Linked DNA regions of Homo sapiens: region 2 is linked to region 1. Evidence: read pairs that join two places in POLR2A ChIA-PET (ENCODE). Cell type or tissue: K562. All regions are shown on one strand. Each heading gives the region's core, and the rest is flanking DNA. Links, peaks and the distances in the headings are about the cores only. Region 1 overlaps ZCCHC7 (zinc finger CCHC-type containing 7). Region 2 holds the start of LOC124902153 (a long non-coding RNA gene).

Region 1 (16,593 bases), core at 2,958-10,957:
AAAAGTCATGAATGTACTCTTGAGCCCTGTCCTCACAGAAAAAAAAAAAAATAAGCAAAATTTCTATTTTTTTTTTTGAGACAGAGTCTCGCTCTGTTGCCCAGGCTGGAGTGCAGTGGCGCGATCTGGGCTCACTTCAAGCTCCACATCCCAAGTTCACACCATTCTCCTGCCTCAGCCTCCCAAGTAGCTGGGACTACAGGCGCCCGCCACCATGCCCAGCTAATTTTTTGTATTTTTAGTAGAGACGGGGTTTCACCGTGTTAGCCAGGATGGTCTCGATCTCCTGAACTTGTGATCCGCCCACCTCGGCCTCCCAAAGTGCTGGGATTACAGGCGTGAGCCACCGCGCCCGGCCGCAAAATTTCTACTCTTTCCGAGGGGCTAATGCTGTTCTCAGCTGTGAAACTTTATTGTTGTCAATTCTGGCATTTAATTCTGAATAGGGTGCCATCACCTTCACTACTCTATTCATGTGGTCTTTCAACAAATGTATTGAATACTACTGTATGCTATGTTAGGGATAAGAAGTGACCCAGACTGCTATAAGGGAAAGATAAAACAGTAGTATGAGAGTGTATAATATTCTAACGTAGTATGGAGGCCAAGGAAGGCTTTTATGGTGACGTTTAAGCTGAAATCCAAAAGAATTAACTAGTCGAAATGGTGAGGCAAAGAGTGTTTTGATCCAAGGAAATAACATGTGCACCCTATCTACTAGAAGGGATGAATTATTTGCTTGCTGTCCTGAAGGTAGGCCATTGTGGCTTGAAAGAGTGTGAGAGAGAGCATGTAGGGCAAGATGAGGCTGGAAGAGTAAGTAAAGATCAGAAATTTCAGGCATTGTAGGCCATGTTAAGGTTTTGAACGTTATTTTTAGAGCAGTTGCTAATGAAGTATATGAAGCAGGGGTTATAGGAGCAGATTTCCATTGTTAAAAGATAGCTATGCTTCAGAAAAGAGAATGGTGAGAGGGCCTGTAGTACCTGCAGAAATACCAGTTAAGAGGCTACTGGGAGGCTGAGGCAGGAGGATCACTTGAGCCCAGGAGTTTAGCCTGGGCAACGTAGTGAGATCTCATCTCTACTAAAAATTTTAAAAATTAACTGAGTGTTGCAGTGCGTGCCTATAGTCCCAGCTACCAGGGAGGCTGAGGCAGGAGGATCGCTTGAACTGGGGAGATCGAGACTGCAGTAAGCCATGATTGTACCACTGCATTCCAACCTGAGCAACAGAGTGAGACTCTGTCTCAAAAAAAAAAAAAAAAAAAAAAAAAAAACAAAAGAAGTTCTAGGCATGATATGATAATGTTGTTATCTTAGGTTAGTGAGGTGACAGTGAAGAAAGATTATAACTGAATTATAATTTTTTAAAGTAAAATCAACAGAACTTGGTATGGAACTATTTATGGGAGATGAGGAAGAGAAAAACAACTCCTAGATTTCTGATTGTGCCCTGCGTATGCTAAGGAAATACTCAGAAGGGACCAGTTTTAGGAAGTGCATTTGAGGCACCTAGGCCAGTTGAATTTGAGTGGTCAGGTCAAGAGTTTTATATCTGTGAATCACAAGCATAGATAGGCAGGCTAACTTAGGGTTTCAGTTATCTGAGGAAAATAGAGGGCTTTGTTGTTTTATTTGGTAGCCATTAGCTATGTGTGTATCTGGTCTGAATTGAGATGTGTTATAGTCTAAAGACTGAAAAAAGGCTGTAAAGCATGTTATTAATAATATTTTACATTGATTACATGTTAAAATATTTTAGCTATATTGTGCTACATAAAATATATTATTAAAATTAATTTTACTTGTTTAACGTGACTACTAGAAAATTTAAAATTACCAATCTCACATTAGTGGCTTGCATTACATTTCTGTTGGGCAGTGCTGGTATAGAAAAGCAAGCTTAGGATTGGGCCTTGAGATATCCCAATACTGAATGTCTACATATTATCAGAGTCAAGTTCTTGGCATTTTCGTGTGAAAAGACTCAGATACACTACATACACATAAAGTCTTAGCATTGAAAAGACCTCCTAGGAGGCTGGGCGCGGTGGCTCATGCCTGTAATCACAGCACTTTGGGAGGCTGAGGCAGGTGGATCACCTGAAGTCCGGGGTTCAAAACCAGCCTGGCCAACATGGTGAAACCCTGTCTCTACTAAAAATACAAAATTAGCTGGGCACATTTCTGTAATCCCAACTACTTGGGAGGCTGAGGCAGGAGAATCGCTTGAACCTGGGAGGTGGAGGTTGCAGTGAGCCAAGATCGCGTCACTGCACTCCAGCCTGGGCAACAAGAGCGAAACTTTGTCTCAAAAAAAAAAAAAAGAAAAGAAAAAGACCTCCTAGGGAATTTTAATGTTTCAAAATAAGAATTTTTCTTTTCCCACAATCTCCTCTTTAAAGAGGCCATCATTGAAAGTAGTTTCCAGCAATAATAAAAAAAAAAAATAGTAGTAGAAGAGGAGGAGCCATTACTTTCATTTCTGTTCATTCTGAAGAAACAGAGATGACTCTTTCTGTATAACTCAAATTCTTAAAAGAAACCCTTGATATATAGTGTCAATTATATGAACTCTACCTCAGGGTACCTAAAAAAAGAATGTTTGGTTACCCGAATGAGGGGGAGGTTTTCCTTTAGAGAGAAGTATTGGTGCCAACAAATGAAAAAGGAATAGTTTGAACACCACATTTTGCAACTCCTAATGAAATAATGGATTTAAAGAATTATCGATGGCTGCTTATTTGACAAAAAGAGACACCTGACATTGTGCCACTTCAGAGAACACAGTGCTTACCTAGAAGTATTCTTTCCAAAATTTAAAAAATGATCTAATCTACATATAATCAGGCTTCTAGATCCAACTACAAGTTTATAGGAAATATAAAGACTATCTCATGAAAATACAATCAGCAAAATCCAGAATGTGTTAAACTCTACAGGATATCACTTCATTTCTTTAACAAATAATTGCATGGAAAAGAGGGAGGTGGACTGAAGGGAAGAAATATGGAAGGGGGAAACTACAGATTCAGGGACTTAGTTTATTACAATGGACCTTTTTGGGATCTTATAAAGCATATATATTTATCAGGTAATTATAGAAATTTGAACACTGATGAACATCTGATTAGTTATTGTTGGTTTTTAAATATATGATATTGTATTATGGTTACATTTAAAAGAGTCCTTATTTATCATTTGTTTGTTTGTTTGTTGAGACATAGTCTTGCACTGTTGCCCAGGCTAGAGTGCAGTGGCACAATCTCGGCTCACTGCAACCTCCGCCCTCCAGGTTCAAGCAATTCTCATGTCTCAGCCTCCTGAGTAGCTGGGACTGTGGGGGTGCGCCAACATGCCTGGCTAATTTTTGTATTTTTAGGAGAGTCGAGGTTTCACCATGTTGGCCAGGCTGGTCTCAAACTCCTGACCCCAAGTGATCTGCCCGCCTCAGCCTCCCAAATTGCTGGGATTATATGCGTGAGTCACTGCGCCCGGCCATTATTTATCTTTTAGACATAGCATGCTGAAATTTTTGCAGATAAAATGTTTTGCTTAACAATAGTTCAGTAGAGGACAAGGGTAAGTGGGTAGGGATACAGATGAAATAAGATTGGCTGTGAATTAAGAATTGTTAAAGCTGGAACTTTGGGAGTTTATTATACTATTTTTTCAACTTTCATATGTTTGAAGTTTTCCAAAATAGTGAATGAGTAAGAACACACACAGACATTATACAGAGGGGAAGTGTCATTAATGATTTTATCTACTATACCTTTTTGTATCAGAAGATCTGGAGAAGAAACAGAAATATTAAAGTTTATTTCCATGAATAATCCCTTTACTTTCATAAATATCTGCTGGGCCTGGTGATTTGACCAGTAAATGGGATTTATCTTTTTGTGTAGCCAATAAATTGGCTCTTTAATCTTTTCTCATTCACGTTAACTTTCTCTTACCCTGTAAAGTGTGTTGAATTTAATGTTTATTATTCCTATGAGTTGGGGAATTGGTATAAAATACATACATAAAACGTGTAAGAAAAATTATAAATTGAACACCTATGTAACCATCACCCGGGTCAAGAAATAGGACCCTTTACATGTTTCAAAGCTGTGTGGTAAAAAAAAAAAAAAAAAAAAAAAGAAAGAAAGGACCTGGGCAGTACTGCTGACGCACATCCCTTCTCCACCACATACTTCATTCCTCCCCTCTTTCATATATATGTGAATATTCATCACCCTAATATTTATGGAAATCAATCACTTCTTTGCTTTTTATTTTTTCTCTTCTCTTAACGGTATAGTTTGTCTTCCCTCTCGTGTTCTTCATACTTTTACTGTATATTCATGTATGTATAATATTATTTTGCACATTTGCAGACTTAATTAGCACTATTCCGTACGTATTCTTCTAAACTTATCTGCACTCTGCATCCCATAGGGTTTCCTTTATACTGATATGTGTAGCTGTAATTCATTCCTTTTTTAACTACTGTATAGTATTCTATTGTATGATTGCACCACCAATGTATTCGTTCTCTTACTGATGGACATTTAAATTTTTGGAAGTTTTTTGCAGTTATAAACAAAGCTGCTAAGGATATTCTTGTGCATATCTCTTGGTGCATGTATATGAGAGTTTCAGTAGAGCAGGGGTTGGCAAACTGGCCCACAGGCCAACTGCCTCTGTTTTTATAAATAAAACTTTTAAACAGTTATTCTCATTTGTGTATATATTGTCTGTGGCTGTTTTCGGCCCATAATGGTAGAGTTGTGTAGTTGGCAACAGAGACATTATGGCACACAAGCCTAAAATATTTACTACATGGCCCTTTAAGAAAAAGTGTCCTGGCTGGGCGCGGTGGCTCACACCTGTAATCCCAGCACTTTGGGAGGCCGAGGTGGGCAGATCACAAGGTCAGGAGATTGAGACCATCCTGGCTAACACAGTGAAACCCTGTCTCTACTAAAAATACAAAAAATTAGCCAGGCATGGTGGCGGGTGCCTGTAGTCCCAGCTACTCAGGAGGCCGAGGCAGGAGAATGGCGTGAACCTGGGAGGTGGAGCTTGCAGTGAGCTGAGATCGCGCCACTGCACTCCAGCCTGGGCAACAGAGCGAGACTCCGTCTCGAAAAGAAAAGAAAAAGAAAGGGTGTCCTGACACCTACTCTTAGAGTGTATAGCTTGGAGTAGAATTATTAGATCTCCTCAGCAAGGGTAATCATCAACTGTACTGGACTTGGCAAAGTATCCTGCAGGAATTATTATATGAATTCTTACCTCCTGGTCAATATTTGGTGGTGTTAAAATTTTGTTTTGCATTCATATCTCACTATTTATATTGCTGTTTCTCTGATTACTAGTCAGGCTGAACACAGTTTCAAATGTTTATTGAATCTTGCATATTTTTCTGTTGATTGCCTGTTCATATTTTTTGCCCATATTCCCTATGTGTTTTTTTTCTCAGAGATATGTGGGAATTTTTTTTATATGTTCCAGATATGAACACTTTGTTGGTCATATGCATTACCAATATTTCCTCCCAACCTGTGGCTTGTCCTTTAAGTTTTCTTAGTGATGTCTTCTAAAAAACCAGAACACTTTTTATTGGAAATAATTTCAAATTTTAAAAAGTTGCAAAAATAAAAATGGTACTCTTAACCCATTTTCTGTTTAGAAAAAAACAAATACAGCTTGCTGCCAGTGCATTTTTCATCAGGACAAATGAGAAATTGGCATACCTGTGTAGCCTTTATCCAGTCACTTATTATTTACATTTTACTCCATTAGCTTTATAATCATTTGTGTGCTTGCTCACTCTTCATGTATATGTATGTGTATATTTGAATATGCATATACACACAATTCTGAACCATTTGAGATTAGAGCACATATATTATGCTTGGCTTTCATGAGTGTATAGTGATATAATTTTATGAAAATTACCATATCTAATTTCTTTTTTTTTTTTTTTTTTTTTTTTTTGAGATGGAGTCTTGCTCTGTTGCTCAGGCAGGAGCACAGTGGTGTGATCTTGGCCCACTGCAGCCTCCACCTCCCAGGTTTAAGTGATTCTCCTGCCTCAGCCTCCTAAGTAGCTGGAGTCACAGGTGCGTGCCACCATGCCCGGCTAATTTTTGTAATTTAGTAGAGATGGGGTTTCACTATGTTGGCCAGGCTGGTCTTGAACTCCTGACCTCAAGTGATCTGCCTGCCTCAGCCTCCCAAAGTGTTGGGATTACAGGCATGAGCCACCATGCCCAGCCTCTAATTTCTTAATGGTTCCTCTTCCTGTTTAAAAGTTTTTAATGTTAATGTAGTTATTTACTCAATCTTTTCCTTTATGGTCTGTATCTTTTAAATTCTTTCCCATATCTGAGTTTTAAAAATATTTGCTGTATTTTCTCATATGATTGTTAAAATCTTGCTTTCCATATTTAGGAATGTAATCTACTTTGTTTTTTTTTTATATAGTGAGAGATGAATACCAATTTTGTTTTATCCCATTGTCCCAGCACCATTTATTGAATAAATTGTTTCCTTTGTTTATAGTGACACCTATATGGTGTATCAAGTTTATGCATGCAGGTCGTTGGGCTACGTGATTGACTGTTCATGTACTTAGATCACACTGTCTTAAAAATTAGAGCTTTATACTAATTATTGATATCTGCCTGGCAAGTCTTTCTAGCATGTTCTTCTCAAATTTAACATTTACTTTGATAAATAGTTACATAGCAACAATTCATGTAATCATCACATACTCAAAATACAAGATATTACCAGCATAGTGAAACCCATGCTCTCAGGATGTTGCACCCTTGCAGTAACCTTCTCCTTCTCCCAACAGTTGGGCCTTATCCTGACTTTTGTGGCAGTACTTCCTTGATTTTCTTTGTAGTTTTGTCACTGATAACTTCTCCTAATCTATATTGTCTAGTTTTCCTTTTTTTTTTTTTTTTTTGAGCTTTATATTCATGGATGCATCCAGGAGATATAATTTTGTATACATCAGGCTTCCTTAATAAAACATTATAAAGCTGTGGTTCATTTTTTTGTTTTTTAGTTGATGTGGGATATTTTATTTTGTGACTATACCAGAGTTTATTCACTCTGCTCTAAGTGAGCATTTTGGCTATTGTTAACCAGTGTTTCTCTTAATATGCATGTTTTGGGTTAATTTCAGGTAATACATGTAGGAGTAGAATTGTTTTTCCCTATGGTATGTTTATCTTCCACTTTAACATGGAATGGCAGACTCTTTTTTCTTTTCTTTTTTTGTTTTTTGAAACGGAGTTTCACTCTTGTCACCCAGGCTGGATTGCAATGGCGTGATCTCAGCTCACTGTAACCTCCGCCTCCCAGGTTCAAGCGATTCTCCTGTCTCAGCGTCCCAAGTAGCTGAGATTACAGGCACCCACCACCATGCCTGGCTAATTTTTTTTATTTTTATTTTTAGTAGACACGGAGTTTCACCATGTTGGCCAAAGCTGGTCTTGAACTCCTGACCTCAGGTGATCCGCCTGCCTCAGCCTCCCAAAGTGCTGGGATTACAGGCGTGAGCCACTGTGCCCAGCTGGCAAACTCTTTTTTCAAAGTAGTTTTATCAATTTACATTATAACCAACAATGTATGAGAGTTCCCATTGTCTGCATCCTTGCGAACACATGATATTGTTAGTATTCTTAATTCTGTTTTGGTAGGGGGATAGTAGTATTTTATTTTGGCTTTAGTATGCATTTACCAGATGACTAAATGAAGTCAAATACCTTTCATGTGTTTATTGATCACTTAGATATCCTCTTTTGTGAATGACCTATTTAAGTCGTGCTGGAGTTTCTACTTCTTTGGCTTAATAACTTGAAGGGGTTATTTATGTATTCTAGACATGCGTTCTTTATATGTTGGACAGATATCTCCTTCCACATTGTGGCTTGCCTTTTCACTCTCTTAATGGTGTTTTTTTGTTTTATTTTGTTTCTTGATGAACAGAAGTACTTTATTTCAATGTAGTCAAAAGTTATCAAATTTGAATTCATGCTCAATCATTACTTACCTACTATGTGACCATGGCCAGCTTCGAGCTTCAGTTTACTTATCTGTAAATAGGTGGTAATAATATCCATGTCATTGGGTAATTGAGAAGATTAAATAAGATAAAGCACTTATTATAGAGCTTTTTACCTAGCAGTCCCTCAATAGATGTTAATTGCCTTCCTCATCATTTAGGGTGCTCATTTTCATACTGTCTTTTGGGAAATTGGGTAGTATTCATGAGCTATTTGCAAATGAATGTTTTGGAAATTAGAATCTCATATAATTATCCTAGGAATTTAGAAGATTGCCTAAAATAGTAAATCATAATTAATTTGCCCAGAGAACTAAAATGTAATATTTTCTCTGATGTAGAGGATTTACACTGAATATGGGATCCTTGTATAATAAAACTCATGACTGGAGTATCTTATCCAGGAAATGAGAAGAGATAATAAAAAATAGTCTAACCCTTCTACATGCATCATATTTTAAACCAAGAGTAGTTCTCTTTGCCTCCAAGAGAAAACAAGGTTTATTAAATAGTGAAAAATTGCTAATCACTCCAGCCCAAAGTACCTTCTCTCTCCTAGGAACATTTAGTGCCTATTGATGATTTTCATTTTCCCATATTTCATCATTCAACAATAATTTGTAGGACATCTCTTACTATGCTTACTATGCACCAAGTATAGACTCATTCTTTGTGTGAATGGAGCTAAGAATGAAGAGTGGAAGATTTTGTAAAAAAGATTTTAATTATAACACCATGCCAAAAAATTTCAAAGTTCTGCTACTGGTAATGGCGGAATTGTTCATAATGTACCAATTTTCCCACAGGTAATTCTACTCTGGATGAAGCTTATACTATAAATATTTAGTACATAAAATCTAAATGTTTATATACACACACATAATTGAAAGCACACTTTAATGCTTCAAAACATAATCTGGCCAGACCTGGATGGCTCATGCGTATTATCCCAGCATTTAGGGCTGTTCAGACAGGAAGATTGCTTGAGGCCAGGAGTTCAAGACCAGCCTGGGCAACATAGTGAGACCCCCCCATCTCTGAAATAAAATAAATAAAATAAAATAATAAAATAAACTATCTGAAGGCACTGGAGACCAAACCAAAGTGGGCAGAAACTCACAGGAAGTCAACATTTAGAATAAAGAAAAAGCATTTGATGACTTTAGTTTTAGTATTTTATGCTTGAGGGCAGTTACTAATGGCTACACCATGGGGGTGATTAGAACTCGGAAATCCCAATTCTTACTGATTTGGGGAATCAGAAAATAGAGGCTACTATAGCACCTGGAAAGTGAAGGGAAATTCTCAGAGGGACATCCCAAGTTCTGCATATAAATGATTGTCAAATATTTGATCCTTGAACAAAACGTGAACATTCTTCAGAGGAACATAATGGAATCCATAGCCTCTAAAAAGTATCATTCACAAGATGTAGAATACAATCCAAAATTACCAGATATAAATAAAAAGAAACTGGAAACTTTGATGTATACTCAAGAAAAGGCAACCAAGGGACACTATGGGATGACCCAGATATAGTAATTAGAAAATCAAAAAAAAAAAGTTTTTTTGTTTGTGTGTGTGTGTGTGTGTGTGTTTTGTTTTGTTTTGTTTTGTTTTGTTTTGAGGCAGGAGTCTCACTGTGTCACCCAGGCTGGAGTGCAGTGACCATTTACAGGCATAATCTTAACTCACTGCAGCCTCGAGCTCCTAGACTCTGGTGGTCCTTTCACTTCAGCCTGCCAAGTAGCTCGGACTGTAGGTGGGTGCCAACACAACTGACTGACAAGGATTTTAAAGCTGTTATTAGTTATGACTATGCTCAAGGATATAAAATGGCATACAATAAAATAAATATGAAACTTGCTGGAGAAATAAAACTATAAAAGAGAACTAAATGGAAATTTTAGAACTGAAAAATGTAATATCTGTAATAAAAATTCACTGTGTGACCTTAATAACAGATTGAAAATATCAGTGAACTTGAAGATCCAAATCACTCAATCTGAAAAACAGAAAGAAAACTTTAAAAATAAATTCAAAAGAGCAGTGCCCCAGTGACTCATTGAACAATATTAAGACCTAATATGTGTCATTGGAGTCCCAGAAGAAGAGAAGGAAACTGGGGCCAAAAATATATTTAAAGAGATAATGGGAGAGAATTCCCCACATTTAGTGAAAGATGTAATTGTACATATTGAAGAGATTCATAGCCAAATTGATGAAAACTAATGATAACAATAAAAATCTTATAAATAGTAACAGAAAGGAATAATAATAAAACTGAGAGTTGACTTATTAGAAACAATGGAGGCCAAATGCAGTAGAACACCATCTTTAAAGTGCTTAGGGAAGGAGAGCTTTGGGGAAAGCTGGGAATCAAGAATTCTACATCCGGCAGAAATATCCCACAGGAATGAATGCCACATGAAGATTATTTTAGATTTTAAAAGTGAGAAAGGACCAGATGCGGTAGCTCACACCTGTAATCCCAGCATTTTGGGAGGCCACACGGCAGGTGGATCACTTGAAGCCAGGAGTTTTGAGACCAACCTGCCTGAAACCCTGTCTCTATTAAAAAAATTAAATTTAAAAGAGAAAGAATTTGTTGCCAGCTACCCTCCACTAGTAGAAATGCTGAAGTAAATTCTTTGGGATGAAGGGAAATGATATACCAAGTCAAACTCCTGTTTTCAAAAAGGAATGAAGGGAAAACTTGTCTTATTTTATCCTCTTTATTTGTTTCAAATGTATATGATGTTGAAAGCAAAAAAAAAAAAGTAACATTGGGTGATTTATATGTAGATATAATACATATGGCAACTATATCAGAAAGGACTGGGATGGGCAGGTAAATAGAATCATTTGGTGACAAGTTTTTTACATTTTTCATAAATTGTATGATATTAACTCTGAAATGTTAATATCTGAAAATGTAAAGGTATATTTCAGTTCTTAGAACAGACACTTAAAAAAAAAAGACAAAAAAACATAAGGACATAAACCTAAAATGCAATAGAGAAATTATATTGGAATCTTAAAAATATTAAATTACTCCAAAGGACGAAAGGACGGACAGAGTAATAAAAAGCAGTAATTGAAAGATCTAAATGTGGACATATTGATAATTACATCTGGCCAGGTCCAGTGGCTTATGCCTGTAATCCTAGCACTTTGGGAGGCCAAGGCAGGAGGATCCTTTAAGCCCAAGAGTTTGAGACAAGCCCAGGCAACATAGCAAGACCTTATCTCTATAAATTAAAATATATATATATATATTAGAAAAACATAATTACATGAATTGTGTATATACAGAACACTCCAATTAAAAGGCTAAAAATAAGCATGTGAAAGCTGGAGTAGTCATATTAATCAGGTAAGTAAACTTTGAGACTAGGAATAGTAGTAACAGAGGTAAACAAGGATGTTTCCCACCGGGTGCGGTGGCTTAAGCCTGTAATCCCAGCACTTTGGGAGGCCGAGGCGGGCGGATCACGAGGTCAGGAGATCGAGGCCATCCTGGCTAACACAGTGAAACCCTGTCTCTACTAAAAATACAAAAAATTAGCCGGTCCTGGCGTCAGGCACTACTTAGGAGGCTGAGGCAGGAGAATGGCGCGAACCCGGGAGGCGGAGCTTGCAGTGAGCTAAGATCCCACTACTGCACTCTAGCCTGGGCAACAGTGCGAGACTCCGTCTCAAAAAAAAAAAGGGATGTTTCAGAAAGATAAAAGGGTCAAGTAAACAACGAAGGTACTGGAATCAGACCTTCAAAATAGATAAAAACAAAATTTGACGGGATTAAAGGATCTCCTCATCATAGAGAAGTCCACAACCATAATTGGAAGTTTGAATACCTGTCTCAATAATTGACAGAAGTAGTAGATTAAAACTACCAGTAAGGACATAGAAGATCAGAGTAATACTGTATGTAATACCACCCACCTTGACATAATTGGCATTTATAGAACACAAAATCCAATAATTATAGAATATGCATTCTTTTCCAGTATACATTCAGCAAGATAGACCATATATATGGTGGACCATAAAATAAGCTTCAAAAGATTGAAATCTTAGACTTTGTTCTTTGATCATAATAGAATTAGAAATCAATAACAAAAAATCTGGAAAGTTCTCTGATCACAATAGAATTAGAAATCTATAGCAAAAAAAAAAAAATCTGGAAAGTCCCCAAATATTGGGAAATTAAATAATATACTACTAAATTAAAAATTCATTAAACTTTTTTTTGTTACTGCTTGATTAGCTAATTGTTACAGATGATTCTCTGATTTTCTCTCTGTCTCTCTCTCTCTCTTTCTTTCTCTTTGTCTTTCTTTCTTGAGACAGAGTCTTGCTTTGTCACCCAGGTTGGAATGTAGAGGCACAATCATGTCTCACTGTAGCCTTGGCCTCCCAGACTCAGGTCTTTTTTTATCCTCTTAATTTGTTTCAAATGTATATGATGTTGAAAGCAAAAAAAAAGTAATAATGTGTGATTTATATGTAGATGTAATACATATGGCAACTATATCAGAAAGGACTGGGATAGGCAGGTAAATAGAGTCATATGGTTACAAGTTTCTTAACATTTTTCATAAATTGTATGATACTAACTCTAAGTAGAGTTAATATCTACTAGAGCTAATATCTACTCCCATGTATAGTTCCTAAGGTCCCTCCTGCTTCAGCCTCCTGAGTAGCTGGGACCACAGGCGTACATCACTATGGCCAGCTAATTTTTAAATTATTTGTAGAGACAGTGTCTCCCTATATTGCCCAGGCTGGTCTCAAACTCCTGGGCTCAAGTGATCCTCCTGCCTCGGCCTCCCACAGTGCTGGGATTACAGGCATGAGCCACCACACCTGCCCTCTAATATTCTTTTATTAAAAAGAGAGAAAAATACACAAATAGAAGAGATTGTGACATAGAGGTGAAATTCTCTCAGTTTTGTGTGTGTTTTCCTCTTGAGTTTTTCTCCCATATTTAGGAAAAGATGAATTATAAACTCTTTATGTGCAACTTCTTTAAATATAGCATATATGAGTCTCCACTTCGTATATAGTGTCAAGCTGGTACACAAAACAGATTCTCAGAAAATAAACTAAGAAAATATTCCTCAAGTCTCTATAAATACATATTTTATCACATGTGATTGTACTATATCAATCTCATTTTGAATCTCATTTTGAGAGATGCACTTACACTGTTTGGTATGGCGTTTTGTATTACAGGAATGCTTTTCAGGACTAGCAGTTGCTAAGGGAAGGAAATGCTTAAGCTTGTCTGTAAACATTAACTTCAGCATATACACATTAATAATGGCTTCCCCACCTGTAACCAACCTACTTACCTGGCAGGTTTTATTTCCTAGGCTAAGGATTTTTGAGAACTCTATCATAAAACAGCTGAATTATGACCTCCTTTGGTTTTTACAATATGCAAATACAGCTAAATACTCGTTAATATTCTGCATTTAAATTCTTCTTCTTAATAAAGACATGCACTTTATTCCTGCTCCCACGTATGGTTCCTAAGGTCCCAGAGTTCAGACTTCCTTACAATTTTTAATTCTCTTCTATCTTAAACCTTTTGAGAGCTGAGCAATAAGCTTTTCATTTTCTTCAGAATCAGCTCCAGTCTCAGGATTTTGAGGCCATGTCAGTAGAGTAAGAATGTACCCTCCATGTTTTCTATCAAAAATAAAATATTAACTTGTTTAATAGTTTCAGTTTTGCCAGATGAAAATAATTCTGGTGATGGCTGCAAAACAATTTGAATGTACTTAATACCACTGAACTGTACACTTAAGAATGGTAAAGATGGTAAATATTATGTTTTCTATATTTCACCATGATTTTTTAAAAGTTTAAACAAGGCCGGGCATGGTGGCTCACGCCTGTAATCCCAGCACTTTGGGAGGCCGAGACAGGCGGATCACTAGGTCAAGGAGATCAAGACCATCCTGGCTAACACAGTGAAACCCCGTCTCTACTAAAAATACACAAAAATTAGCCAGGCGTGGTGGTGGGTGCCTGTAGTCCCAGCTACTCAGGAGGCTGGGGCAGGAAAATGGCATGAACCTGGGAGGCAGAGCTTGCAGTGAGCCAAGATCCTGCCACTGCATTCCAGCCTGGGAGACAGAGTGAGACTCTGTCTCAAAAAAAAAAAAAAAAAAAAAAGTTTAAACAAGACAGGAGGATCACCTGAGCCCAGGAGTTCAAGACCAGCCTGGGCAACAAAATGAGATCCCATCTTTACAAAAAAAATTTAAAAATCAGCAGGGTGTGATTGTGTGCTCCTGTGGCCCCAGCTACATGGAAGCATCAGTGAGCCATGTTTTTGCCACTGCACTCCAGCCTGGCTCTGGCTTAAAAAAAAGGCGGGGGGAGTGAGGGGGTAAGAAAAGAGTCAAGAAGACCTGAATCTTTTTTTTTTTTTTTTTTTTTTAATGAAAATGGCATTTGTTCCAGAGGCAAGAGTAGCCTCCAAATTAGTAGAATGCCAGATGGAGATGTGGGGTGGGGTGGGATGGGGAGAAAGGTGTTGAAGCAACTCAATCATGCTACTACTAATAGTTCCTCTTGGGTTGAGACTTAGGATGGTATTAAATTCAATTGTTTTCTTTTCTGTTGTTTTTATACCCGTGTGTGCTCTTGATATTATATTGAGTTGGCGTAGTTGCTTGCAGTCAGTAGATAAGAATAGTAATGGGATAATATGTATGAAAAATATTGACAGCACAATACTTTTCTCTTTCATGGAGTTCAGACATAATTTGGGAGAAATAAAGATAGGTAGTCAATGTCTATCCAGCACATCCTAAAATTTATGTTCATTGTTGTAGAAAAATGTATATAATCTAAGTTCCCATAGTTTCAGGAGAAAACAAATTGTAAATTAAACTTTCTGTATTTTTGCTCCATACCCCAAGATTTTACATATCTACATCTAACTATAGCCTCTTCAAGTACTCCTATTGTTTGAAAACAGAAAACTTTAAAATGGAAAAGTGGGCTCCTCCTTTTGTCCTTTCTTACTTGAATTTTCTATTTTGAAAAGAATAATAGGGGAGAATTTCACAGGGCTCTAATTTATTTGACCCCTCTTTTTCCTGTTTTCCTATTATGACTTTAATAATATACTTTTATTTGAAAATATTTCTAAGAGTCACTTTTTTGGGGAGAAGAATTAGTATGCAGTTTTGTTATAGGCACCTCAGTTAGATCATAGTAATAATGGTGATATAAGAGAAAAACAATTCTGACTCTTATAAAATTATCAGAAGGGAAATTTTCCAGTTTATTAAAACAGAAAGGACAGTTGGTTTGGTTTAGTCATCAAAATAAACTCTGACTAACTAGATTCCCAAGTTCTATATTGTGCTTGAATTTTCCATTGGGAATGAAACATTCCACTGCCCTTTTTACTGTTTAACTTAAGCTGCTGTGAACACTCAGAGAATGGCCCTGTGGCTGAGCTGCTTATTTTTTTTTTTTAATCTATTCATTTTATACTTTCAGACAGATTTTTCCCTGGGGTGAAACAAAGGTTAACTGAAATTTCCTCTGTTGTGTACCTGAACGAATCAGCAGTTCGAGAAGGAAATCCCATTGATGGGCCAAGAGAGTGACAGGCTCTATTTAAAGAATTCCCCCGACTGTGTGGTAGACCAGCCATGCCATGAATTTAACTGTTCCTGTGGTCCCCATACTTGTACCCACCAAAAAAAAAGAGAGAGAGAGAGAAAGCGACTTTGTTCTGCAAACGTTGGCCTAAGCTTTGAAAACCATGAGCCATTGAGTTTTGTGAATTCAAGTTAGACAGTAACAGAGGCCAAGACTCTAAGCGAACAATATCTGAAAAGGAAGTACACAAAAACAGGTAGAAACTGTTTAACTGTTTTATTTCTCTGTGTATATACATATTTATGTGTGTTTATACACACAAAAAAATACCTTTTTTGCATTTTATGTAGCCAGTCCTAATTACATTTGATCAATAGTGTTTGTTAAATTTTTTTAAATATGTAACAAATATGAAGGTTTTTCTTGTTTTTACAGCTTTTTTGCTCCATAAAAGTATCCTGGTTTTTATCAGGACATATTATATGTATTGGAAATGAAAGTCAGCACGGTGTGAGTTTAAATGGTTAAAAAAAAAATGGATTTTTATATTACCTCTGCAGGAGCTTCTGTTAGGACCAGCTCATGTATTTTGTATTTTTTCTGTATAAGGGAAACTGCTTTAAATATGAAAAGATGGTATCTTAAGTTGGATTAAACATCCGTAATTCATGTGTATTTAACCTCAGGACTTGTGAGCCTTGTTGAAAAATCCAGCTTTAAACCTTCCCTGTAGGCCTCAATAGTGCATACTGCATTGGGATTATAAATAGTCAGTCTGTTTCTGGAGTGTAGGTTAGTATGTATTCCCAGGAGGCATGAACTATTTACATTTCTAACAAATGTTTCACATATGTTGCTGATTCATATTTCTATGTACAAATTTAGGCT
Region 2 (16,593 bases), core at 4,655-12,654, 87 kb after region 1:
CTTTTAGGCAAGATGGCAGAGGCAGAAAGGGGAAAGTTCCAAAAGAAAAGATTTCAAACATGCTGAATGGATCTGTGTCACAGATCATGATAAACAAAAGCCTGCTATGTGGTGAGTGGTTCAGGCCAAAGCCTATGGATTTGGGAAATACTAGCTGGGTAGAGGCCAGAGTCATGAGAGTAGGAAGCTGTCCTGGGAAAATGAGTAAGAGTAGGGATTTCAACTTGGGTGGCGGAAGCAAGAAGAGAAACTTCTTTTGGGGTGTCTCACAATTACCTAGGAACAATTTTAAACTAGGCATAACCTACCACCAACCTACCCCCCACCGTTAAGAATCACTACCCCTATAAGCAGTGAATGTTGAGTTAAAATAAGCTTGCAAACCATTTGTCTCTAGAAAAAAAGATCAAAGGGCTTAGAACTTATACCCACATTTTGGGGATAGGAAGAAGAGATGGAAAAGAACTTGATAGAAGGCTGTTGGAAGTGATGGACAAGCAAAGGAGTAATACTAACATGAGGCCGAATAACATAAACCCACTAACAGAGCGGCAAGGCTGCTACCTCAGACTGTGAAAGGAGTTAGGCAGAAAAGGCTGAAAAAAGATACGAAGGGTTTCATAGGTAAAGAAGTAAGGGAAGAAAACTCAAGCTTGAAAGAATATCATAACACAGTGGGGTTTAGGGCTGGGTGACCCTCCCAACACCCCAGCAAGGACCATATCCTACAGCCACCACATGAGGTACCAGTGACATGGGGCTCATTTCTAATTAACATGCTCCAGAATCTTGCAAAAAGGTTTTTGAACAGTGTGACCATGTGACATCATAATTTTACATACAATTTATAGGAATGTCCAGAAAGAGAAGTGTATGACCCGTCTCCAGTATCTCCATTCATCTGCTACTATGATGACAAATATGAAATTCAGGAGAGAGAAAAGAGACTAAAACAAAAAATAAAAGGTATGTTGCTAGACTTCTTGTTAGATCACATTTGCAGTAGTTTCTAAATTTCTTTGTTTGTACTGTCTTTGCCTGCTTTGGGGGTCATTGGTTAGCATAGAAAGTATTTTTAGTAATTACCAAAGAGACTGGAACTTTCTTGATCTCCAGAAACCAAGCACCCACTTCAGAAATAATCCCATGTTGCAATCTCCTCACAGTAAACATTTTTTTACAGTGATCATTTTAGGAAATGTCCAGAAAATATTGCTGTCCATCTATATAGGCAGAGTTTTTAAAGGCTCCTTTGAGATTTTTCTGTTTGACAGGTAATTATTTTTTTTTCCATTTGTATTTCTCCAGTATTTTTTTATGGAAAGAAAGGCTTTCCTGCTAAGTTATTCCTGGAGCTTCCCTGAAGAAGTCATTTGTTAGAGGCCACCGCTGCAAGCAGAGCTCCAAGTTCACAACCACCTCTGTGGTTTCTGTACTTACTGTTGCAAACATTGTTCTTTATCACCAAATTAATATCTTATCATTTAAGTTTTCTCTACCTCTGTTCTTTCTTGTTATTCACTTCAAGGTGGTTTTCCAAGTTATCTTTCTTGCTTTAAAAACAAAACAGTTCTGTATTTTTTTAGTTTGTTCTATACCTTATTTTCTGACTCTTTTGGCCTTTTACTCTTCTGGATTCTTAGTTCAGGACCTTTCCAAAATGAAGGTACTAATTCTGAGGAAAATAGAGTTATTACTCTCCCAGCTCCTGCATATTTTACATATTTAATATAAAATGTATGTCATCTACAGCTATCCCTGGATATTGGTTCCAGGAGCCTCCTCATTTACCAAAATCTGCACTTACTTATGTCCCATAGTTGACTCTGCAGAACCTGATTATAGGAAAAAGTAGCCGTTCGTATACACAAGTTTCTAATCTGTGGAATGGTGTATTTTCAATCCTCATTTGGTTGAAAAAATCCACATTTAAGTGGACCCACGTAGTTCAAACTCATTGTGCAAGGGTCAGCTGTGTGGAGAAGTTATAGTAGTTGTAGATTATGATTAGGCAACCAAATTAGAGATTAAAAAGAATTGCATGAAAATGTCATCTCTAGATTAAAGGATTATATGTGCTTTCTGTTTTTTATGTTCTTTGTACTTTTCTGTTTTTTCCAGGTTTTCTATAATGAGCAGTTATAACTTATAATTAGAGAAAACCCATTTTGGTTTTTTTTTAGCTAGTTGTATCGACGTCTGTAGCATAAATCCACTTTGAGGTGTTCACTATGATCCTTTGAAATTTTTATAATAAAAGTCTATGCTAAAAGTTTTTATTGGCCACTTTTTTAATCTTTAAAGATTCTATTGACTGCTAGTTTTCATCTCTCACTGTAACCTCATCTCCCACCTACCCGTATCAGAATCACTATCAGAGATCCGTATTAAGCGTGTCAAGCTCTGACAAAACATTAACATCAGCTTTATCACTAAAACCTCTAAGATACCCGCACTCACGTGCACTCACACACACTCCTCAAAGCCAGTGATCTCTACCCTGGAGGAATAATCTCTTGGGCAGTTTGGCATCCACCTAAAAGTACTATGGCCAGGCCTTATCTTTAGAGGGTGGTTGAAATGTCATATGAGACCATCAAAAGGCCATTTTATAAATCTTGCTTTGCCTCATTTTCAAAGGCTGACTCGTCATCATTGGGGAAACTCGTATTGGTCAGACATGACTTTTCTTCACAAAGCTAAGATGATTACTGTTCTTACAGGTCCTCATCTCCATTGCTTAACCTTGTTAAACTGTTGAAAAGGATAATTAACTATCATTGGATTTCTGAATGTGTTTCATTTTTAGCAATCAGAAACTTGGAGCTACAACTATTTAATTTTTAGTGAGTGATGTCATACTGTTAACATGTTTAAATATCTAGCTTCCCTGTCTGTTAAGTTATTTACACTTAGGAAAGCTCAGCATGGACTGTTTAGCTGCTGAATATGCAAAAATACTTTTATATTTTTCAGTACTCAAGAAAAATGGGGTTATCCCAGAGCCATCCAAGCTACCTTATATAAAAGCAGCAAATGAGAACCCCCACCATGATATAAGGAAGGGCCGTGCCTCATGGAAAAGCAACAGGTGGCCTCAAGAAAATAAAGAAACACAAAAAGAAATGAAGAACAAGAATAGAAACTGGGAGAAGCACAGGAAGGCTGACAGACATCGTGAAGTGGATGAGGATTTTCCCAGGGGCCCCAAAACCTACTCTTCTCCTGGCAGTTTTAAAACCCAGAAGCCTTCTAAGCCCTTTCACCGTTCATCACATTACCACACGTCAAGAGAAGACAAGTCTCCCAAGGAAGGCAAGAGGGGCAAGCAGAAGAAAAAGGAGAGGTGCTGGGAAGATGATGACAATGATAACTTATTTCTTATTAAGCAGAGAAAAAAAAAGTCTTAAGCCGTCAGGCAGCCTCTGATGTGGCTTTTCATTGTTCATTTGGCCTTTGTGTCTATAACCTTCTGGCACTGTGTTTATTATCTATGATTAAATAAAGTGAGTTTTTGGTTTTGTTTTTTTAATTTCAGCCATTCCTAGAGTTACTGAATATCCATGGAGATCTCAATTCTCTGTGTCCAACAGGATATTAGGTAAGAAAGTACAAAGATAAACCTGGACTTCTCCTATTCCAATATGTCATCTTTACTCAGAATCCTAGGGATAGGTAGAAGAATTCATCTTTTCAAGAAAGTGTTTTAAAAATACTTTGGGAAAAAAACTGCATCAAAGGTAATTTATCCTCAAATTAAATCCTTGCAGGAAGAGAAATTAACACTAAGAAAAAGTCATCAATATTTTTCAACTTTTTTTTTTTTTTTTTTTACTTTGGAAAGGACAATAACTATAAACCTATATCCAGATTTTCTTTCTGCTGAAGCTGTTGTCAGAATCTTCCTTTGGACAAAACATCACTAGCTGACTATAAAAACAAAAGTGTCATCATTGAAGCCCTGAAGAGGCAGGGAATTGAGCTTCAGCAAAATACAGGAAAAGAACTATCCAGTATAAATGTCAGAAGACAGATTTCCTAAACAAGTAAAAGAGACATCAAAAATTTTAACATAATCACAATGAAATCATTTTTTACCACTTTTACAGCGGTGTTTCAAGCGGACTGTCACTCAGATCTGCAGAGATGAATATTACTCAAAAAATTTTTTTGTTCTCTTGCATTTTTTTCAACTACCGCAAAGCTATACAGATTTTTTTGTACTTGTGGATCTTTTGTACTTCTCATAACCTAATGTCAGACTAAGAAAAATAAAATATCTGAGAGTAAATACATGTGTTTATTATGTAAAAAGACAATGAGAGTTTGAGTGACAAAGAGCATAGTTAATGTTTATTTTGTTTGTTTGTTTGTTTGTTGTAGAGACAAGGTCTCACTGTGTTGTCTAGGCAGGTCTCAAACTCCTGAGCTCAAGTGATCCTCTTTCCTTGGCCTCCCAAAGTGCTGGGATTACAGGCATGAGCCATCACTCCCGGCCTTGGCATAGTTGTGTTGGGCAGGTGGATAAAGTTATAAAATCCCTGTAGACTGGAGTCAAAAATGCCATTTTTGCCCAAGTGCAAGCTCTCTGCCAGAATAAAATGGTATGAAATCAATTAAATAGGACAATTTTATAATGTCAGGTTCTTAAATTTGTATTTTACTCTTTGGGAAGTATGCAGATTCCTGTATTTCTGGCAGAATCATCTCTCATCTTTCTGAGAGGAAGGAAGAATTCTGTCCTCTCAAATCAGTGCTAGTGCAAATTGTAGGATCACAGAGTTTAGTCTACCACTTTCCCTGTTGCTGCATAGATTTCAGCTAACTTTATTATATGTTGATGCATAGCTTCCTAATAGCTAGAGTTGTTTTCACCCTAAAGTAAGCAACCAGGGTTTTTTTTTTAACAACTTGCTAAATGTGGCAGCCATAAAAAAAGTTTCATGGAAGTGGAAAACCTTGAGATAATTGGCATTATTCTCCAGTAGGACTTGAGGCAAACATGGCTTATTACTCATATGGTATAACAAGTACCCCTTCTGATCCTAAGGCATCTCCTTTCAGGGCAGAAATAGGATTGACGTTCTTTAGGTTCTTTCGTACATAGCAGATTGTTTGGAGAAGGAGAGAAAGGAAGCACTTTTTTTTCTGTTTGTCTCTGCACATTATCTTATTTTTTCCCAAAACTTACAAACATTTTGTTCTAGGGTATAATTTACCTATTGGGTCCATGTATTTACATGCAGATAGGAAAGGATGCTGAGCTACTTCACCTGTGGGCATGAAGATACAGTCTTCATTTCCTGGTAAGAGAAGAACAGAAACATGGAGGAGTCTTTGCTTCATTTCCTCTTCATTTCCCTTGCCCCCAGCTGTTACACCAAATGTTCAGTTAAGGTGAATCAGTCAGTCAGTTTATTAACATACAGACTCTTCATACAACAATGGGGAGTTTAAAATATGTATAGATTCAACCATTAATTAAATAAGACTTTACATGGATAAATACAAGAGAAGAAAAGCAAATGTCCAAAACAGTAAAGATCTGTATAGTTGGTAGGATTAAGAAGATTCTAAACATCTTACCTCTGGCCCAACTTTGATTTGAAGCAGCTTGAGTGGCTCCTATCTTGGGTTCTACCTTGGTTTGTGTTTGGCCTTCTCAAAACAGAGCAAGGGGAACCAGTCTCCCATTTTCTCCATGGAAAGTCTTGCTTTCATGGACCTTGCTATTTGCAGTACTTATTAGTAGCTCTTTATTTTTCTGTTATACAAAGATTATGTAATCATTTTAAGGGGGAAAAATGTTAAAAACAAGTCATATGTGATTCTTTCACACAAAAATGTAGTTAAAATTATTAGTGTCTATTTTTTCAGACTTTTCTATACCTATGTATACATTGTTTTGTAACCTGTTTTTCACTTACTTTGGGAACAAATACATGTCTGCACTTTTGCATGATGTTCTATTATATGGCTGTGCCATGATTTAATCAGCTCCCTGTCGAGCATTTTGTTTCCAATTTTTATTATTTTTGAAAAATTCTTCTACATAATATCTTCTCCATTTATTCAATTGTGATAAAATGGAATTTAGGGTCAGAGAGCATGCATATATTTCATAAAAGTTTTAATACATGATGCCAAATTATATTCCCAAGTCAGATTCTTCCCCAATCATTTATATGTCCCTGGCAGTTTGTGAGTATTCATCTCCCCATTCCCACAATCACATGGAATATTGCCATTCCCTTGTCTCTTTGCCACTCTGATGGGCAGCAAAGAAACATTATTCATTAGTGCTGCAGTGAAAAGATTGATGTGGGTTTGTCTGTGTAAGGAGAGACAGGATTAGCAATATAGGGAAAATCTGTTTTTAAAAGATGTGGAGAGAAGCTTCTCATAGGAAACAACTGAAAATTCTTCTGCCAACAAAAAATTACATACAAAATAAGGGAGCCTTTCATTTGTTTATAGCTGTCCTGATCCCCTGGTCTTATGCTTCGCTTTCTCAACAAAAGGAGGATGCTGCTGGCATCTAATAAGTAGAAGCCAGAGATGTTGCTAAATATCCTACAATGCACAGACTAGCTTCCCACAATGAATCTGGCCCAAAATGTCAATAGCGCTGAGGTTCAGAAACCCTAGTTGAAACCCCAGCTATTTCTCAAATGGAATTCTGTTCACTCGAGAGAGAGTTCACGTTGCCTTCCACATCTAACAGGATGTGCCCTTGTCTTACAAGGCTTTGCATTTCATCATATTGCCAGTGTTTGAGAGACTGGTTGGACATGGCCATTCATGTGAAATAAGGAACACTAGTTCCATGGCATGAAGGTCTACAGTCTGGACCACTTTGTGGAGGATCTGGGCCACTGGAGACTCAGCCAGCTGAGGGAAATTAATAGTTTAGGAATCATGGAAACAAACACTAGAGTGCCAGGCTATGGCTTGAGCCCTGGCAAGAAAAATATAGAACTGTGGTGTGAGAACAAAGGGATTCAGCTAGTGAGGGGAGGAAAGAGTTGGAGACTAATCTGATGGGACACTTAATTGGGTCAGAATGTCATTAGGCTGTAGGAAGGAACCCTCACCAGGATCCAAATCCAACATAGGCCCTTAGATCTCACAGTTGGACTTTCCATTTCAAAGAAGCACCAATGTTTTGGTGATTTATTACACATTGCCATGCAGTGAATCACAGGATGAAGCTGATTGGTGTGTGATTTGAGCCAAAAGTTTTTCTGTTCGTTTAATATATGTTACTTTTTTTTTTTTTTTTTTTTTTTGAGATGGAGTCTCACTCTGTCACCCAGGCTGGAGTGCAATGGCATGGTCTCAGCTCACTGCAACTCCACCTCCCAAGTTCAAGCAATTCTTCTGCCTCAGCCTCCCAAGTAACTGGGACTACAGGGACGTGCCACCACGCCCAGCCAATTTTTCTATTTTTAGTACAGACGGCATTTCACTATGTTGGCCAGGCTGGTCTAGAACTCCTGACCTCGTGATCCACCCACCTCGGCCTCCCAAAGTGCTGAGGATTACAGGCGTGAGCCACCGTGCCCGGCCTAAGTTACCTCTTAAAATGATTTCCTGGGAAATGATTCCATGAAAACCCAGTAAAGGAGTGGGGAGGGAAGTGAGACAGGGAAAAGAAGAGAAGGAAGCCAAGCTGGATGCTTATCAAGTCATGTCTCATAAAGAGGAACTTTCAGACTCACAGGGAACGCTAGAAAGAGTGTAGGCCACACCTCAAAGTTGCCCTAGTAAGGGGCAATGGAGCTGTAGTGTGTGTATCTTTTTTTTTTTTTAATTAGTCATTGTTTAAGCCAGGTAAATTGGGTTTAGGCAGCCCCCTGACGGATGGAGATATGAATGAAACACCAATGTCATTCGCTACAGCCATAATCTCAGAACAGTTCTTCTTACAAAAAGATACTTGGGGCTGGGCATGGTGGCTCACGCCTGTAATCCCAACATTTGGGAGGCTGAGGCAGGAGAATACTTGAGCTCAAGAGTTGGACACCAGTCTGGCAACACAGCAAGATCTCATCGCTACTAAAAGTAAAAAAAAAAAAAAAAAAAAAAAAAAAGATTGGCCAGGCATGGTGGCTCACCCCTGTAATTCCAGCACTTTGGGAGGCCAAGATGGGAAGATTTGCTTGAGTCCAGGAGTTTGAGACTAGCCTGTCAAATTAGTGAGATCTTGTCTCTCCAAAAACTAAAATTAGCCGGGTGTGGTGGCACACGTCTGTGGTCCCAGCTCCCGAGTAGCTGGGACTACAGGTGTGCACCACCACACCCAGCTAATTTTTTGTATTTTCAGTAGAGACGGGGTTTCACCATGTTGGCCAGGCTGGTCTCAAACTCCTGGGCCCAAGCAGTTCACCTGCCTTGGTCTCCCAAAGTGCTGGGATTACAGGCATAAGTCACCACTCCCTGACTAAAATATTGTTGATCTGCAGTTGGTTGAATCCATGGATGTAGAACCCTAGGATACCATAGACCAACTGTATGTTTATTATCTTGTGATCGTTTTGCAGGTGTGTACATATGACAAAGTCTAGTTTCACACAGGTAATCCATTGGAAACATTTTAATATTTTTTCACTGAATTGGGACTGTTCTTATTAAACTGGGTGAGTTAGGCTCAGTAGTCCATAGGCTATCTTCAGTTTTACTTCCTGCTTTGTCCATATGGGGCCAAGAAGACTTGATCATAAGGCAAGTATCCACCTGCAGGGGCCTTGCAGGGAGAGGTCACTGACCTCTTAAGCCTGTGAGTAGGACCTTTATCTAAGAGGCATGCTGGTGATAACTACATGCACAACGTTCGGAAACTACTGTCTACAGGCTGAAGTCTAACTTCTGGCCTAAAATTCAAAGCCTTTCATGCTTCATCTTCTGCAGTTCTTCGCTCTTCTTTCTCCTCTATCCCCTTCACCCTTCCCGTCCCACCACATGAATGACTAATTCCTGAATAGGTCATGCTTCTCCTCCATGCCTTTACCTGTGCTATTACCTCTACCCAAAATATCCTCTTCCCCTTTTATGACCACTCCCAGACAATATTAATCCTTCCCTCTTTGGTGTTTCTGTTGTCATCTGAGTGATTTATTCAGCAAACAGAGGCTATGGACTTTCTTTGCGTCAGGTAGTATTCTTGCTTGAATACTACCTGACGCAAAGAAAGTCCATAGCCTGTGCTTGCTGTGGAGAAATCTCAAGCCTCAAGGGCTAACAAGCAAGAGACAAACACGAAAACCAGTATTTTGTCTTAGAGGTGAGGAGTGCAGTGAGAGATACGGGTATGATGGTAACACCAAAGAAGCATGATTGGTCCTGCTACAGAGAGGGGAGACTGGGCAGGACTTCCCGATGGGTCATTATAACAGAAGAAAAGTGTTGCAGCTTAACAAAAGGGGAGGAGCATGAACCATGTGTGTGAGGCGTGGAGCTGTGAAACAGCAAGGATGCACTCTGTATTCGTTGCCTGGAGCTACTGTCCCAAAATACCACAAAGTGGTGGCCTGAAACAACAGAAATTTGTTCTCTTACAGTTCTGGAGGCCAGAAGTTCAAAATCAAGGTGTCAGCAGAGTTGGTTTCTTCTTGTTGTGCTGAGATAATTCCTTCCATGTCTCTCCTACCTTTTGGTGGGCCTGAGCAATCCTTGGCATTCCTTGGCTTGTATAAGTCCAGTCTCTGCCTCTGTCTTCACATAGGGTTCTCTTCTGTGTCTCCTTGTGTCTTGGCTTTCTGGCCCACACTAAAATTATCTAGGGCAATTTTATCCCAAGATCCTTAATTACTCTCTGAAGACCCTATTTCCAAATAAGGTCACATTCACAGGTGTCAGGGATTAAGATTTGGACATATCTTTTGGAGGAACATTATTCAACCCACTCCTACCTCAAAAACTATAAGAATTGCTTTGCCTAGTTGCACTTTTGTTTTTATTCCAAGCTTTTATCGGGGGATTCGGTCTTCCATATGTTCTTTTTTTCCTCTGTCCGACTTTCCATTCTGATTTATACCTTCCTCAAGACTTTTAAATTAGTGATAATTTCTCATCTTACATATGTCCTTATACTTCAGTTTGTGAAATGTGTGTTGGACAAAAGCATGAACTGGAAAACACCTATCAGGTTTAGTGGCAGACCTCTGCCAAAGGAGTTCCAGGATAGCAGTGAGCCAAGAAACTAGATTGCAGTGCATTGAGGAGGGAATGAGCAGCTACGAAGAGGAGGGTGTCTGTCTCTTTAAACCCTTGCCTGTGAAAGGCTGACAGTACAGAACACTGGCTGGAGTGAGGCTGACATTGACAGGAAGCTGCCGAAAGAGAGAGGGATGCTGGAGAAATAAAACTCAACTTATGGCACTCACATCAAGGAAGTGGGAAGGGATGGATCCAGAGGGACAAGCCAATGGAGACGGGCGAGCAGGGTAAGGAGATGGTATCCTCCTCCTTGATGGAGAAGCTTTTTCCAAGAACAATGGAATAGGTGTGCGGGGCATAGGGAGACTTGGAAGGACCCCCAAAGGGAATAGAAAAGGAGAGCCTCTTGGCCACTAGGATGGTGTTAGGGAGCCAGGGGAGGTTGGAGCCTCTCTGGAAGTGCCCTGTGGCTGCCCAAGTGAGGGGAGACAATGAGTACACATGTGAAGAAAGGATTTCCTGTGGGAAAACCAGATTCATGTCCTTCCTGCCCAGAGTTATGTTCTTCAAGGAGTTCAGTCCTGCACACACTAGTGAATAATCCTTATAAATGTCCACATATGCCCCCCAAGTACGTCTACCAAACATAGCTCAGTCTTACGTAAAACAGTGTACACATGTTACTAATCAGATGCTCTCATAAGGAATCATGCCATTTTGAGAGGGCCCGAAGCTCTAACAACTTGAGACCTCCTATCTGGGCCGTAGCTTTCTCATTATAAAGTTGGAAGTGGTAGGATTAGCCTGGATGGGTTCTCATTACCTCCCAACTCTGGTATTCTGTGGTTCTAATGGTAGTTGGTAGCCCTTGGCATCACTCAAGAATAATCCTTGATGGCCAGTGTGCAGCACTGCCTCCCTGTGGGCACCCCTCAGTCTAACAGCCACACAGCAAGTCCCCAGCCTCCCCAGCTCTGCCCCATTGTATCCAGGTAAGCAAGGTGAGCCCTTGCTGTAAGCATCACCCTGGTTGCCTTCCCATGACCCAGCTTCTGAGAATCTCCTTGCTGTGTGCATAGCCCTCTTCACCCATCTCTCCAGCTCTTCGTGTTGGGCTCCGCCCTTCTTCTGGTAGTCTTCTGATTCCATGTGGCCCCATGAGCCACTCTCTGCCCAACCAGTCATGTAGATGTGGCTTGTGCACAGTCTAGAGACTATATAAGCAGGCCATGATGGTTGGTTGTGATCATTTTTAGGTATCATGCTCTTGATAATGAACATATCCCTCGATTTGATACTGTTTTGATGGGAAAATCAGTTTTATCCCCTCACCATCCCTTTGTGAGCATACACCTAGCCTTAAGTGCTTAGAAGTGGCTGTTCTGGCCAGGCGCAGTGGCTCACGCCTGTAATCCCAACACTTTGGGAGGCCGAGGCAGGAGGATCACTTGAGCCCAGGAGTTCAAGACCAGCCGGGGCAACATAGGGAGACCTTGTCTCTACAAAAAAAAATTAAAATAAATTAGAAATAAGAAATAAGGCCAGGCACGGTGGCTCATGCCTATGATCCCAACACTGGGAGGCTGAGGTGGGAGGATTACTTGAGCTCAAGAATTTGAGACCAGCCTGGGCAACATGGTGAGACCCCATCTCTACAAAAAAATTTAAAAAATTAGCCAGGTGTGGTTTTGCACACCTATATTCCCAACTACTTGGGAGGCCGAGATGGGAGGATTTCCTGAGCCCCTGCAGTGAGCTATGATTGCACCACTGCACTCCAGCCTGGGTGACAGTGAGACCTGGTCTCAAAAAAAAAAAAAAAAAAAAATTCTGTGGCACCCTCCTGGAGACGGGTCTGTTTTTAGCTTCCACACCATTAATAGTTTAATCTCTTAAGTCACAAGTAAGGAAAGGGAGTCACATACGACAGCAAAAGCCCGCAGTTCCCAGCAAAAGCCAGAGGCAAATGAGAACCCACGAAGAACCCAGAGTTCACACCACAACCTGTGCGCTGGTCGGGGTGACCCATGCTGGACCTCCACAGAACATGGGGCCATTCAGCTAACTCAGTAAACACTTGCTGAGCATCTGACCTGAGCCAGGTCCTGTGCTGACATCTAGGACTTTCTACCCTTAAGGAGCTGTGGCTTTTTCTCTAGTTGGTGAGACAGATGGAAACCCCTTCAGTTCCACTACAGATATTTTTGAAATACCTGTTATGTGCCAGGCACTTTCTGAACTCGAGGTACCGCAGTGAACCAGACAGGTGTTATCTATGCCCTCCTGGGGCTTCTAAGCCTTCAGAGAAGATAGACACTGTACAGGTGAGTTAAGTGCTCCAAAGAGTATGGCTCCTGGTGTGTAAGGGTTCAAATATCTGTTGATAGAAAGGATAAAGGCCATGTCATCTTTATTCTTTCTCACAGGGCCCAGCATGGGGCCTAACACAGTTAGACTTAAGTAAATGGATTCAACTCACTGGTCCCCAGCACTGTCCTCTGCATGATGTTACCGAAATGGAGACAACCAAAACTAACTGGACAACTTAGTCAGCTGGACTGGAAGACTGCACTTCCAAATGGAAAGGTTTGCAGTGGCTCCTTTGGAAATGTGGCTTCAAGGGTGGAGAGGGGGGAAGTGAATGTGGGGCTCGCATTATAGGCTTTGGGGGTTACAGAGCTTGCTGGTGTTGCTTGCCCTTACGCTCTGTCAAATCTCAGGCAGATGAAACAAGATGTAAGCTTTCTAAATTATCAATAGAGGGCCTGTCATTCAAATGGAAGATAAGACCAGAGAAAATAAAAGTCCACCAAAATAATGCCAGAGAAAAACAACCCTGGTCTTTCAAAAAACCATAGATACAATTTCTTAGAGAAGTTTAGGCCAGGTACAGTGGCTCACACCTGTTATCCCAGCACTTTGGGAGGCCAAGGCAGGTGGATCACTTGAGCCCAGGAGTTTGAGACCAGCCTGGCCAACATGTCTCTACCAAAAAAAAAAAAAAAAATTAGCCTGTTGTAGTGGCACACACCTGTAGTCTCAGCCACTCAGGAGGCTAAAGCAGGAGGATCGTTTGAGCTTGGGAGGCAGAGGTTGCAGTGAGCCAGGATCACGCCACTTGACTGCAGCCTGGGCACCAGAATGAGAACCTGTCTCAAAATAAAATAAAATAAAATAAAAAAGGTTTAGTCCAGGAGGCCTATTTGTGTTTTGAATCAAAATTCACTGCTTTAGAAAGAAACTGCATGGATTTCAGTGTTCTCGTCTGTCATACTCTCTCAGACTTCTTTCCTACCCTCAGAAAGCTTCCATTTTAAGATAGGAAAGAGAAGCCCTGAAACAAGACCAGTGTAACTTAAGTTACAAAGAGGCATTCATGTGGGTCTATGTGTGTGGAGAGAGGTCACTTCTAGTGTCACTGGTGGTGGAGACCCAGGAAAACTTCACAGAGGAGATGGCATTGGAATTAGCTCTTGAAGCATAAAGAAGACTAATAATTAGGATAAGAGGAAATGCCTCTCAGGAGGAAGACAAATATAGGCAACAGCCTGGATGTAGGATAACCTAGGACACACTTAAGTAAGAAGGTCTAGTATAATTTCCCTTGACTCTAGTTCACATGAGGGTAATAGAGGGAGGTAAATGAACCAGATCACTGAAGTCTGAATTTCAAGCTAAAGAGTGTGGTTTCATTTTCCTCATCTATAAAATGAAGATAATATCTCTGTCTCTTGCAAGAATTAAAGTGAGGCCAGGCACAGTGCATAGCCCTCTTCACCCATCTCTCCAGCTCTTCGTGTTGGGCTCAGCCCTTCTTCTGGTAGTCTTCTGGTTCCAGATAATGGCTATGATTCCGGCACTTTGGGATGCTAAGGTGGGAGAATCACCTGAGCCAGGAGTTTGAGACGAGTCTGGGCAACATGGCAAGACCCCAATCTCTACAAAAATTCTAAAACTTAGCTGGGAGTGGTGGCGTGCACCTGTGGCCCTAGCTGCTTAGGAGGCTGAGGTGGGAGGATCGCTTGAGCCCAGGAGAACAAGGCTGTGGTGAGCTGTGATTACACCACTGTGCTCCAGCCTGGGCAACAGAAGGAGACCATCTCAAAAAAAAAAAAAAGTTCTGCATTAGATGTATATATATTAGATATGTATATATTAGTCATTAACTACTTGCATAATGCTTTGTAAAAAGCAGCTGACACAGGCTGGGCGCAGTGGCTCACACCTGTAATCCCAGCACTTTGGGAGGCTGAGGTGGGTGGATCACGAGGTCAGGAGATCAAGACTGTCCTGGCTACTACGGTGAAACCCCGTCTCTACTGAAAATACAAAAAAATTAGCCACACGTGGTGGTGGACGCCTGTAGTCCCAGCTACTTGGGAGGCCGAGGAAGGAGAATGGTGTGAACCTGGGAGGCAGAGCTTGCAGTGAGCTGAGGTCGCACCACTGCACTCCAGTCTGGGCGACAGAGCGAGACTCCATCTCAAAAAAAAAAAAAAAGGCAGCTGACACAATGGCAGTGGTGGCAGCGGAGAACCATCGAAGATTTTGACTAGGGGAGATGAGTCACTTGTGTGGAGATGTGTTTTAGATTAACACAGCACTGCACAAATTAGCAATTAGCACTTTTGTAATATTAGTACTCATAAATTGCTTTTCTTTCCAAGGAATTAAAAGACATGAACAGACATGGTAGGTGGTTACATCGGTCAGGGTTCTCTCGAGAAACAGAACCAATAGTAGAGATTTATTCAAGCTTGCACAGTTGTGTAGGCTAGCCAGTCTAAGATCTGTAGGGCAGGCAGCTGAGGCAGGATTTCTGTCTTAAGGCAGAATTCCTTCTTTGGGAAACTTCAGCTTTTGCTCCTAAGGCCTTCATCTGATTGAATGAGGCCCACCCACATTATCAATGTCAGTCTCCTTTATTTCAAGTCAGCTGATAAATCACATCTACGAAATACCTTCCCAGCATCATCTAGACTAGCATTTGACCAACCAACTGGGCATCATAGCCTAGCCAAGTTGACATATAGAATTAGGCATCACAGTGGTCTTTATCTTGAATATGGAAACTGAGACACAGACTGGCAAACTGACACAGAAGCTTGGCCAAATTAGAATTCCTAGAACCCGGTACCAGGCCTACCAGGTAACTCTTGTGTCTTATAGTTTTATATTATTTATTCCTGCTTTTTACATAAAATTTACCATAGACATAACCAGACTGAATATCTATGGGTAGATTGTGCCGAATGCTGATGCAAACCACTCTATTTTGGGGAGGAAAGAGAGGACTGACGTCAGGTCAGGCCCACAGGTAGAGACACAGACTTTGGCTTGGTGCGAAGAAACACTTCCAGACTGGAGTTTCCACCAGTGGGACAGGCTGCCTGGGACACACACAGCTCTTGGTCCCCGGAGGCGAGCAACAAAAAGCTGAGCCACTTAACATGGTGCTGTGAAGGAGATCCAAACATCCAGCCAGCATGGACCAGGGGCTGAGAAGAGCCTCCCTCCGAGCCTGTATGAATTCCGATAACCCCAGATACTAGAAATGATCCTCACAATTAACTGCATCCTTCAGAAAAGTCCTTGCTCCTCTCCCTACCCCTTCTCCACCACCAGGGAGCCTGTGGAGATTGGAGCAGAACGGGGAACCTCCCTGAGATGGAAGCCATCTGCAGGCCCCACTCACTTTTCCTCCACTGGCGCCCTCTTGCCTGCCAGCCTACCCTGGTTAACCTTCCTGGGAGGAGAGCTTGTCAAAGTCGCCTCCGCCTCAGCCTCCTTTCACAACCCTGCCTCATCTTCCACACCAAGTCTCAGGGGGCCTGCAGGACCCACCATCATCCTGGAGAAGTCATGGGTCGCCAGCCACCTGTCTCCTGTGCCTGCACCCAACTAACCATCGCTTCCTGCTAATTTGCATTGACAACCTTCCTGCACTTGGCTGCTCAGGGGAGTTTTCTGGTTTTATCTCCTCAATTAACTTTGGCCTCCTGGGTCACTCTGGATTTCCCACTGCAGACCTGGCTGTGGAAGCCTGCCTATATGCTCCAGAGGATTCTTGTCTTTTCACGAGCCCTCCCTTCCCATCTGCAAGCCAGGCTGTGCACACAGCAACATCTTGCAAGGGAGTCTCGGCCATGGCAGGATTTTTGAAGTTCTGGTGGGTGTCAGAGCTGCAAAGGGCCAAAGGACTGTCTAGTCCACTCTAGCCCACCCGACTTTGCCTCCTCTCCTCACTTCACAGATGGGAAATTGAGGCAAGAACTGAGAAAAGGCTTGCGGTGGTCATACATCAAGTCAGAATAATGGCCAGACCCAGGCCTTGGTGCCCCCTCAACCCCCTCACACTCTCTCTGCCACATTTTGTCAACAGAAAACAATTTGCAAACTTCATCAAGTTAGGAGGGAGTGAAAAATGTGTTTAAA

Evidence for each region. ChIA-PET counts read pairs that join two places held together with the same protein. Peaks named below come from ENCODE experiments on the same cell type or tissue, not always from the same donor. Only the 100,000 strongest peaks of a DNase experiment are listed, where the experiment ranks them.
Region 2: POLR2A ChIA-PET joins it to region 1 with 5 read pairs; 7 of 35 experiments call an interaction of 5 or more read pairs at or near these places.

The regions. Positions count from the first base shown.
Region 1 is chr9:37,268,368-37,284,960 of GRCh38, forward strand. All of the region lies in intron 2 of ZCCHC7 (zinc finger CCHC-type containing 7), which reads left to right. Among named protein-coding and RNA genes, the nearest start is that of LINC01627, 120 kb to the right of the region's middle. In K562, for the core only: no CTCF peak of the experiment used is centred there; no DNase peak of the experiment used is centred there.
Region 2 is chr9:37,353,859-37,370,451 of GRCh38, forward strand. It overlaps LOC124902153 (a long non-coding RNA gene), which reads left to right and starts at 8,370. Exons shown (of 3, transcript XR_007061478.1): 1 at 8,370-12,744. ZCCHC7 (zinc finger CCHC-type containing 7) reads left to right here. Exons shown (of 9, transcript NM_032226.3): 8 at 852-966; 9 at 2,977-4,291. The coding sequence ends at 3,410. RefSeq lists an enhancer at 15,975-16,124. In K562, for the core only: a CTCF peak has its summit at 11,082 (motif pointing left); DNase peaks (open chromatin) are centred at 8,763 and 11,089.